Regions from separate parts of the Homo sapiens genome. Here region 1 is linked to region 2. Evidence: chromatin contacts called from ENCODE Hi-C or POLR2A ChIA-PET data. All regions are on one chromosome and are shown on one strand. Each heading gives the region's core, a stretch centred on a gene start or an enhancer-like site at or near the end of the contact. The rest is flanking DNA. Distances are from core to core; before and after follow the strand shown.

Region 1 (4,459 bases), core at 968-3,467, 720 kb before region 2:
TGCACTGGGGTTCATTACAATATCTTCTGTACTTTGTGAATGTTTAAAAAGTACAATAAAGTCTTTAAAAATAAAAAAGCAGTATATAAAAATACTGACTGTTTAACCTAAATATCCATCAGCAGGGACTGGTTCATTAAATTATAGTAATCTGTATAATAGAATGCTGTGCAATTAATAAAGAATGAGACAGCTGGGCTTCCCTATAGTCATAGATACTCGGGAGGCTGAGGCAGGAGGACTGCTTGAGCCCAGGAGTTCAGGGAAGTCTGGGCGATATAGTGAGATCCCATCTCTAACAAAATAAAAATAAAAACTAAAAAATATATATTATATAAACAAAGAATGGGACAGCTCTTGTGTATTAATGTGGTGCAGTTGTTAATATATTTAGTGAAAAAACAAGATATAGGCTAGTGTGTACAGTAAGCCCTCACTTCCATTGTCAATAGGTTCTTGGAAACTGTGACTTTAAACAAAATGATGTATAACAGGTCCTGGAATAATGTCATATTTTTATAACATTAATGAAAAAAAAGTTGGTTTTGTTAATATTGTTTCACTTAAAGTTGCAGTTTCCAAGACCCTATCGTGATTTTAAGTGAGGACTTACTGCATAGAAAGTATGCCATTATGTGTTAAAATAAACACACATATACACATGCACGCACATACACACATACTTGTGTAAGCACATTTTATCTCTAGAATAATACAGGGGAAACAGCTAATAATGGTTGCCTCTAAGGAGGGCAAGTGGTGTAAGACATAGAAATGAAACTCTTACATACTTTTGTTTCGTTTTGTTTTGAACACGGTACCACTCACATGTATTACCTCTTAGAAAATAATTTTAAAAATAAATTGCCTGTTTAATCTACTGTCTCTCTGACCAGTCTCTGTGTTCCTAAGAATAGGGAATGGGCTTTATCCATTATTACTGTATCTCTAGCATCTAGCACAATAAATATGTTTTGAACAACTTCATATGAGCATTAAGAAAATATTGAAAATAAAATACTGATTATAAGCAACTATTTAATCTAGTAATTTGTAAATTCCACTTAATTATTCAACATTAAATGAAAACATGTAAGGTTACCAACACAGTAAAAATTTCAACTATATTAAATAAAAACATTTACAAAGTAAAGGATAATGAGCTGGGCACAGTGGTTCAAGCCTATAATCCTAGCTACTTGGGAGGCTGAGATGGTAGGACTGCTTGAAGCCAGGAGTTTGAGACCAGCCTAAGCAACATAACGAGACCCTATCTCTAAAAAAAAAAATTCAATTAGCTGGGCATGGTGGCACATGTCTGAAGTCCCAGCTACTCAGGAAGCTGAGGTGGGAGGATCAGTTGAAACCAGAAGTTCAAGGCTGCAGTGAGCTATGATGGCACCACCACACTCCAGCCTCATCGACAGAGTGAGACTCCATCTATTTAAAAAAAGAAAAAGCAAGCAAGCATACTGGAAGAAAATACAAAATGTTAAATTAATTGTCTTCTTTTTTTGGCAAAAAGCAAAATAAAATAGCAGAAACATGAGGAAAATGTAACTATTTGGAATGTGTAATATGCCTGTCCCCATAGAAAATGTCATATTCTTTATGCAAGGAAAACTGAGTAAGATAATAACCTGGTTTCTCCCTCTGCCCCTAGGAAATTCACAATGAGGAAACAGCTGAAATAAACAAGCTGGAGGAAATCACAGCTGGTGGCAGAAGTTCTGACAGCTTGTTTTTTTCTTTTCAGATCGGCTATACTAGTTAGCACTGTAGGATAATAACAGAAAAAAGGGAGCAAGGCAAATTCACTGAAACACATAAAATTACTGGAGTACCTTAGAAATTATGAAAAAAAAACCAAGAAGGAGAAAGACTGTCATTCACAATTATATACTTGAAAGCTATACCAAAATACAATCATCGTAGGTTTTAAAAAGTTAAAATTACAGAGGAGAAGAGATTAAAGGAACTGGAAACTTCAGGAACAAACTTTCACAGGAAACTTGTTAAATTAGCCTTGCTTCCCCCACCACTCCATACAAGCGACCAAGCAGCAACCTCATGGAATCCCCACTGTGTTCCCAGAAGCCTCCTTTTCAAGACTCTGCGATTGCTTTATTCTCCCTATTAACCCCCTTCAAGGCAGCTCAAATGTTATCACCTCTGAAGCCCTTCCCACTCCTCCAAGCAGAGATAGTCCCACCCTCCTCCAGGCTCCCTCAGCATTTTTTTCGAGGCCATGACAGCCCATCAGCAGATGGTAATTCATTTGCCTATCTGACCTACTTTCAGTGAGAAAGTACAGAATTCATTTTCCTCTCCTGAGTGCCTAGTACACAGCAGATTCTAAAGTAAACATTTACTGAATGAAGTCACAGGGTCTTCATGCAAATAGATTTGCTCACACAGTCACCAATACTTAAAATCTGACGGGTAGATCTGACCAGAAAAAAGTTTTGAATTGTGGTTGGAGGTGGGACACTGCCATTATGAACAAAGTCAAAATACGAATGATAACCTAGGAAAGAACAGTGAAACAAATGATAGACAAAATAGTCACTTCGGCAATGCTGTTAAGAATATAGGCCTCCAAGTTAAAAATGGATTTGAATTCTAGTTCTGCTATTGTGAACTTAGGCAAACTGCATAACCTTTAAGTCTCATTCTCCTCATCCATAAGTGGCAGATAACAGTGCTGAGACCAGAGTTTTTATAAAATGTAGTGAAGTAAGGCACATATAGGTGCTTAATACAATGCCTAACTTCTGCTAATGCTCAATAAGTATTAGTTATTAATATCCTTTTGGATAAAGTGTGGTAAATGAATTTTTAAAGATAACCACCACACCAACAAATAAGCAACTCACAAAACATAAAGAATGCCTCTTTATCATGTCTCAGATTAAAACAAGGACATTCCAACTTATCACGTTAGCAAGTACATATCTGTACAAGTAAAGAGACTCAGGATCTTCAACATTACCGAGAAAGTAAACTGGTACAACTTTACTGCAATTTTGCAAGTCTTTAAGGGCCTCAAAAATCTTAAGAACACTTTTGATTCAGGAATTCCCTTTGTCACAATTTATCCTAAAATAATAACTGCTAATATGTAAGCATACATATTTAAGAATGCTGATTATGGTAATATTTCACGGGAATAAAACTGACCAAATATTTATGGTAAAAGATCGCCCCAGTTCTTCAGTCTTCTATAACAGGATTATACATGCATACTATGTGCCCCTCAGTGGCAAAGCTGGTTTACGCTGGCTTACCTGGCTCATAACAGTAGACTGCTGAGCCATGATGGGAGTATTTACACCAGAGAAATCAGCAAATGCTACAAATCTAGGGCTTTATTTCCCTCACCCCCACCAAAGCCAGCTGTTAAGCATTTACCAGCACAGCACCTGATGTAATTTTGCAATACTTCCCCCTCTCAATGCTGCTGACCTGTTGAGAGTGGCCATGTGATTGCTTTGGCCAATGTAGTATTAGTAAATGTGACAGATAGAAGACTTCAAATGTGCTCAGTCATTAGCTTGCCCTCTTGTCTTCCTGTCATTTGCCATGAGAAGAATGTGTGCCACGAAATTACTGATCTAAAGAGAATGAGAAACTTGAAACGGCCCTGAACTCAATCTACAATCCAAGAAAGAGCTGCACCAGTGACTAAAAGATCTGTGAACAAGAAAAATAAAATGTATTGTAAGCCACTGATATTTTGAGGTTAGCATGCAGCAAAACTAACTAATACGCTCTCCATCAATATATGTGTGAACAAATTAGTAAACCTACATAAAGAAAAATCATACAGACTTTAAATGTTGTGGATTTATGGCCGGGAGCAGTGGCTCACGCCTGTAATCCCAGCACTTTGGGAGGCCCAGGCAGGCAGATCACAAGGTCAGGAGATCAAGACCATCCTGACTAACATGGTGAAACCCCGTCTCTACTAAAAATACAAAAAATTAGCCAGGCGTGGTGGCAGGCGCCTGTAGTCCCAGCTACTTGGGAGGCTAAGGCAGGAGAATGGCGTGAACCTGGGAGGCAGAGCTTGCAGTGAGCTGAGATTGCGCCACTGCACTCCAGCCTGGGCGACAGAGCGAGACTCCATCTCTGAAAAAAAAAAAAAAAAGTTGTGGATTTATATTTGACCTGGAAATATGTCCAAGCTGTATTATGTTTTTTTTTAAGTTTACAAAACAAACAGTGTGATGTTTCTATTTTAAAAGCACACACAGAAGTGTTTAGAAGGATAGTTACTAAAACGTTAGTAATCGTTGTCAACAAAAAGTGTGAAACGGTGTAAAATATTTGAAGAGATTTATTCTGAGCCAAATACGAGTGACCGATGGTCTGTGACACAGCCCTCAGGAGATCCTGAGAACATGTGCCCAAGGTGGTCAGGGGATACCCTAGTTTTATACATTTTAGGGAGACATGG
Region 2 (4,405 bases), core at 464-2,963:
CTGTCTCTATTAAAAATACAAAAATCCGGCGGGCGTGGTAGCATGCGTCTGTAATCCCAGCTACTCGGAGGCTGAGGCAGGAGAATCGCTTGAACCTGGGAGGTGGAGATTGCAGTGAGCAGAGACAGCGCCACTGCACTCCACCCTGGGCGACAGAGCGAGACTCCGTCTCAAAAACAACAACAACAACAAAGTTAATGGTGCGGAGGTTGAGAAACCTTGCTCCATATTTAGGAGGTATGGTACTTTTAAGTAACTTTTGACATTTTAATTGTGTTTTAAGATGAAAGTAGCATCTACATCAAATCACATTTTTAAAAATTCTAATGCCAATTAAAGTTGCCTTTTCGATCTCAGATCCTGGAACTATGTTTCCTGTCAACATAAATGATATACATCGTGGCAACGTCATGATTTGTGACTGCACAAATCTACTCCGTATAACACTGAACGTGAAATAAAACAGTATAAAATTAAAATCATAAATATTTTCACTGGAAAGAGGTTTGGTTTTTCAGTTAGAATGCTCACAGAAAAATAGTCTGGTAGGTACTGCATTGCTCTAAAATGTAAAATTCCGGCTTTATTTTGGCACTAGTTTGAGGAGTATTTCCCTTTACTCCGTTGTTCTTCGTCATAATTCTGAACTGCCAAAACCCTGCTTGCAGAAATGTTTGCGTACAGAATCAAATGCTGGGAAAATGGCCTAGAAAATTACTCTAATATTATGTAAGGTTTTTTTTAATAGCTAACACGCATAGCGATTTACAAATAATAAGAGTCAAGTTCTGTGCTCCCAGAGATTGAACTGAATTTAAAAAAATGCAGGTAAACTTCCAGACTTTCTGACCTGGGGTCTGTTTAAAGACCCATGTTTTACACTTGGTATAATCCGTACTGTAAAATGGCCTATTAATAATATCAACTCAAAACGTTCTCACTGTTTAAGAATAAAAGCATACACACACAAATATACACAGTATAAATAATGAAATATACAGATGTGTTCTTTCGCTTAGCTTATTTTTTCTGAACATTCTAGAAAATTATGAAGCTTAATCACACACCTAGCGTGTTTTGAAATAGGATTTAACAATCTTTGGATTGTACCTTTGTAAGACCAGCAACCGGTCTAATATTACAATCTTTTCCACGAGATTCCACAGCAGGTACTTACTGATAATAAGTGACGAAAGGATAAGGGGCCGATTTCTCTCTTCCCTCCACAGGTTTTTCGCGAGCGCCTCCTGCGCGCCCCGAAGGGGTCGGGGCGCAGGGTGGAGTCCCGAGCGGCGCGCCCAGCCGGTGGCTACCATTACCTGAGCCCCGGGCGGCGGGACCCCGGTCCGCCCCGCACCCCCGCCGCGGCCAGCCCTTCCCGGCACTCACCCGTCACGCGAATGGACTCCAGCATCGTCGCCCCGAGGCCCGGGGCGGCGGGCTCCGCGGGCTCAGGGGAAAGGGCCGCGCAGGGGCGGGCGGCCTCTAGCCTCTGACCCGGGCCTCGGTGGCGGGGGCGCGGCGGGAGGCGGCTCTCCGCTACCTGGAGCAGGATAAGGAGGGTAAGGGCGGACGAAGACGTACCGACACTGACTGTGAGCAGCGCTTCCACCAGCCCGTAGCTACTGGAAGGTACACACGGCGGCCTTACGGTGCCCAGCAGCGCTTAGAACCTGCCACCGTGACGTAGCCGCTCCGCCGGTTGCTAGGAAACTGCCCCCGGGGTCCGCGCGCGCTGCGCTTCACGGAGCCTGCGCGCCGCTGGGGGCGCTCGTGCGACGAAGGCCCGCGGGCGGCGAGAGAGAGTGGGAGGAACTACAACTCCCGGCGTGCACAGCGCGGGCCAGTGCCTCCGGGGCTTGTGGCTGTGCCCGCGAGCGCGCTGGGGTCTCCAGCCAGTGGGTAACGCATATTGACTGATCTTTCAGAGACGTTTGTACCCGTTCAAAGGTGACTTAACTCCATGGTGCGCTGTGACACTCGGCCCTAGCTGCAAATAGCAAAGCCAGTCTACCCGTCCTTCCCCTTACGAGGTGCGGGGAAGCTAAAACACGTTTAGGATGAGCTAGTAAGAGTGGAAAGTGCAGGAGGCTCAATGACCACTTGACGGTACCTCAGCATACTATCCTTAATGCTGAAATTCACATTTTAGCTTGTGATTGTGCAATTGATAGGGGCTGAATGTTATTTTCAGTTTATTATTCATTTTCACATTAGCAAGTATGAAAATTTAATCTTTTACAATAACCATGGGAGGCGGGCCACGGTGGCTCATGCCTGTAATCCTCGCACTTTGGGAGACCAAGGCGGGTGGATCGCTTGAGGCCAGGAGTTGGAGACCAGCCTGGGCCACATGGCGAAAACCCATCTCTACTAAAAACACAAAAAGTGAACAAATCGTGGTGGCACACTTCTGTAGTCCCAGCTACTCGGGAGGCCGAGGTGGGAGGATTGCTTGAGTCCGAGAGGTGAGAATGTAGTGAGCCATGATCGCGCCACTGCACTCCAGCCTGGGTGACAAAGTGAGACTAAAAAAAAAAAAAAAGTACGGTGGGAATGGGAAATGTAGACTAAACCATTCAACAAACATTTTTTGAGACCCTAACGTGTGCAAGGTTCTGAGGCAGGCTTTGAGGATATCAAGGGAAATGAAATAAGCCTAGCGGAGCTTACAGTTTAGGAGGAGCTGAGATAGTGCTGGCAACTGTCAGTCTTCAGACAGTTAAATTTTCTCTTCATCCTCAAGGCTAAGACATGGAAATAATTGGGGTGTGTTTTCAAACTCAGGAACAAAAGAAAGTTGAATATCAGGACCGTCACACCCTGAGAATGACAGGCAACTTGTGAGAAATTGTGTCTTTTTCATCACTTAGGAGAGAACAATGGAAATGTAACTATATCACAAAAACTGGATAACCTCACTTCATATTCTGTCTTCAAATCCTGTGACTACTGTTTTCGAAATACATCCAGAATCTAGCCACTTGCTACCACTCTGGTTCAAGCCACCACCACCTCTTGTCTGGATTATGGCAGTCTTCTAGACAGTCTCTGTATTCCCACCCTACCCTCTTTCACACTGTTCTCAAAACTCATTGGCCAGAGTGAACCTGTGAAAAAATCAGATCATGTCACTCTGTTCAAAATCTTCAGTGGCTTCCTTTCCTGTGAAGTCCTTTATGACCTAGCCTCCTGTCACCTCTTTGATCTCATCCCCAACTACTTCCTCCCCGATGGATACACTGGCCTCTTTGATATTCCTCAATTCCAGGCACTATTTCACCTCAAGGCCTTTGCAACTTGGAATCCTCCCTGCGTGGAATGTTCTTCCCTCAGATATCCGCAGGACTAGCTCCCTTACTTCCTCAGGACTTAATCCAAATGTCACCTCTTCGTGAGCCCTTCCCTGGCCACTCTATTTAAAATTCTACTCCTTCATATTTCCTATAGCCCTTCTCTGCTTTATTTTTTTTACTTAGCACTTAACATTATCTAATTTATTATATATTTTATTGATTTATCATGACTGTTGTCTGTCTCCATCCCTAGAATAAAATTTCCACAAGTGCAGTGATTTTTGTTTGTTCACTGCTATATTCCCACACCAAGAAGAGTGGCTGGCATGTAGTAGGTCCTTAATAAATATTTGTGAATTAATGAATAAGTAGACAACAGAAAGTGTGTGCATTTTCAATGATAACTAAAATAATATAGAATTATATCAAATGGACCAATAGACGAAGAACAAATCTGCTTTGAGTTAAAACACTTGCTATAGTAATGAGCAATGAATCTGCTGCATTTGTAAGAGTAGTAATTCTTGCAACATATGTCCTAAGGAAAAAGGCTCTAAATTAACCATGCTGTTGGCTTCCTTATATACCCAGAATTCTGAAAGCTGTTTTCCAAGTTTGCTATAAATGCATCTATTACCTCTACAAATTTCTAGTTTTTAAAGTCACAGTCACTGCAGTTTAAGAGCTATTTCTCAAAAAAGAAAGCCTCCTAAAAGATGTTACCAAGTCATATGTTCAGTGCTTTTACTAAAGTATGTTTAATCATATTGCCTATTTTCATTATATTTTAAGTAACCAAGATACATATTATCTTCCTCATTCCACAGGTATTTATTTATATAGAAGACACTGGGCTTGGTGTTTTTGGAGTACATAACAAAAGATGATACCTATCCTCAAGGACAGTCCTGACTAGCAGGGAAGATTTTCTATAAAATACATATATGTGTGTATATATATATACATGTATACATACATATAAAAATTAGAAAATGATGTGCATTCTAATTTCAACACTTCACTACAATTAAGAATTCCAAAAATAAACAAATTTGATGCCTCTGTAGTTAGCCTACCTGGAATATTATATCATTCTTTACTTTTATAAT

Evidence for each region. A loop is a pair of places that touch in the nucleus more often than their neighbours do. ChIA-PET counts read pairs that join two places held with the same protein, here RNA polymerase II (POLR2A). Pooled maps may share reads with other maps.
Region 1: a loop to region 2 is called in a pooled map, with 2.4 times the contacts of the local background. The contact joins the enhancer-like site here to the promoter of MATCAP2 in region 2. A Hi-C loop is called at or near these places in 2 of 50 pooled maps. POLR2A ChIA-PET finds 5 or more read pairs at or near these places in 3 of 52 experiments (MCF 10A, activated T-cell and naive thymus-derived CD8-positive, alpha-beta T cell).

The regions. Positions count from the first base shown.
Region 1 is chr7:35,645,119-35,649,577 of GRCh38, forward strand. All of the region lies in intron 5 of HERPUD2 (HERPUD family member 2), which reads right to left. Among named protein-coding and RNA genes, the nearest start is that of HERPUD2, 48 kb to the right of the region's middle. Within about 2 kb of position 2,218, at least 7 of the 41 ENCODE cell types and tissues checked have a DNase peak (open chromatin) inside an H3K27ac peak, as active enhancers do.
Region 2 is chr7:36,365,527-36,369,931 of GRCh38, forward strand. It overlaps MATCAP2 (microtubule associated tyrosine carboxypeptidase 2), which reads right to left and starts at 1,714. Exons shown (of 7, transcript NM_001199706.2): 1 at 1,390-1,714. The coding sequence starts at 1,414. RefSeq lists a silencer at 1,364-1,463.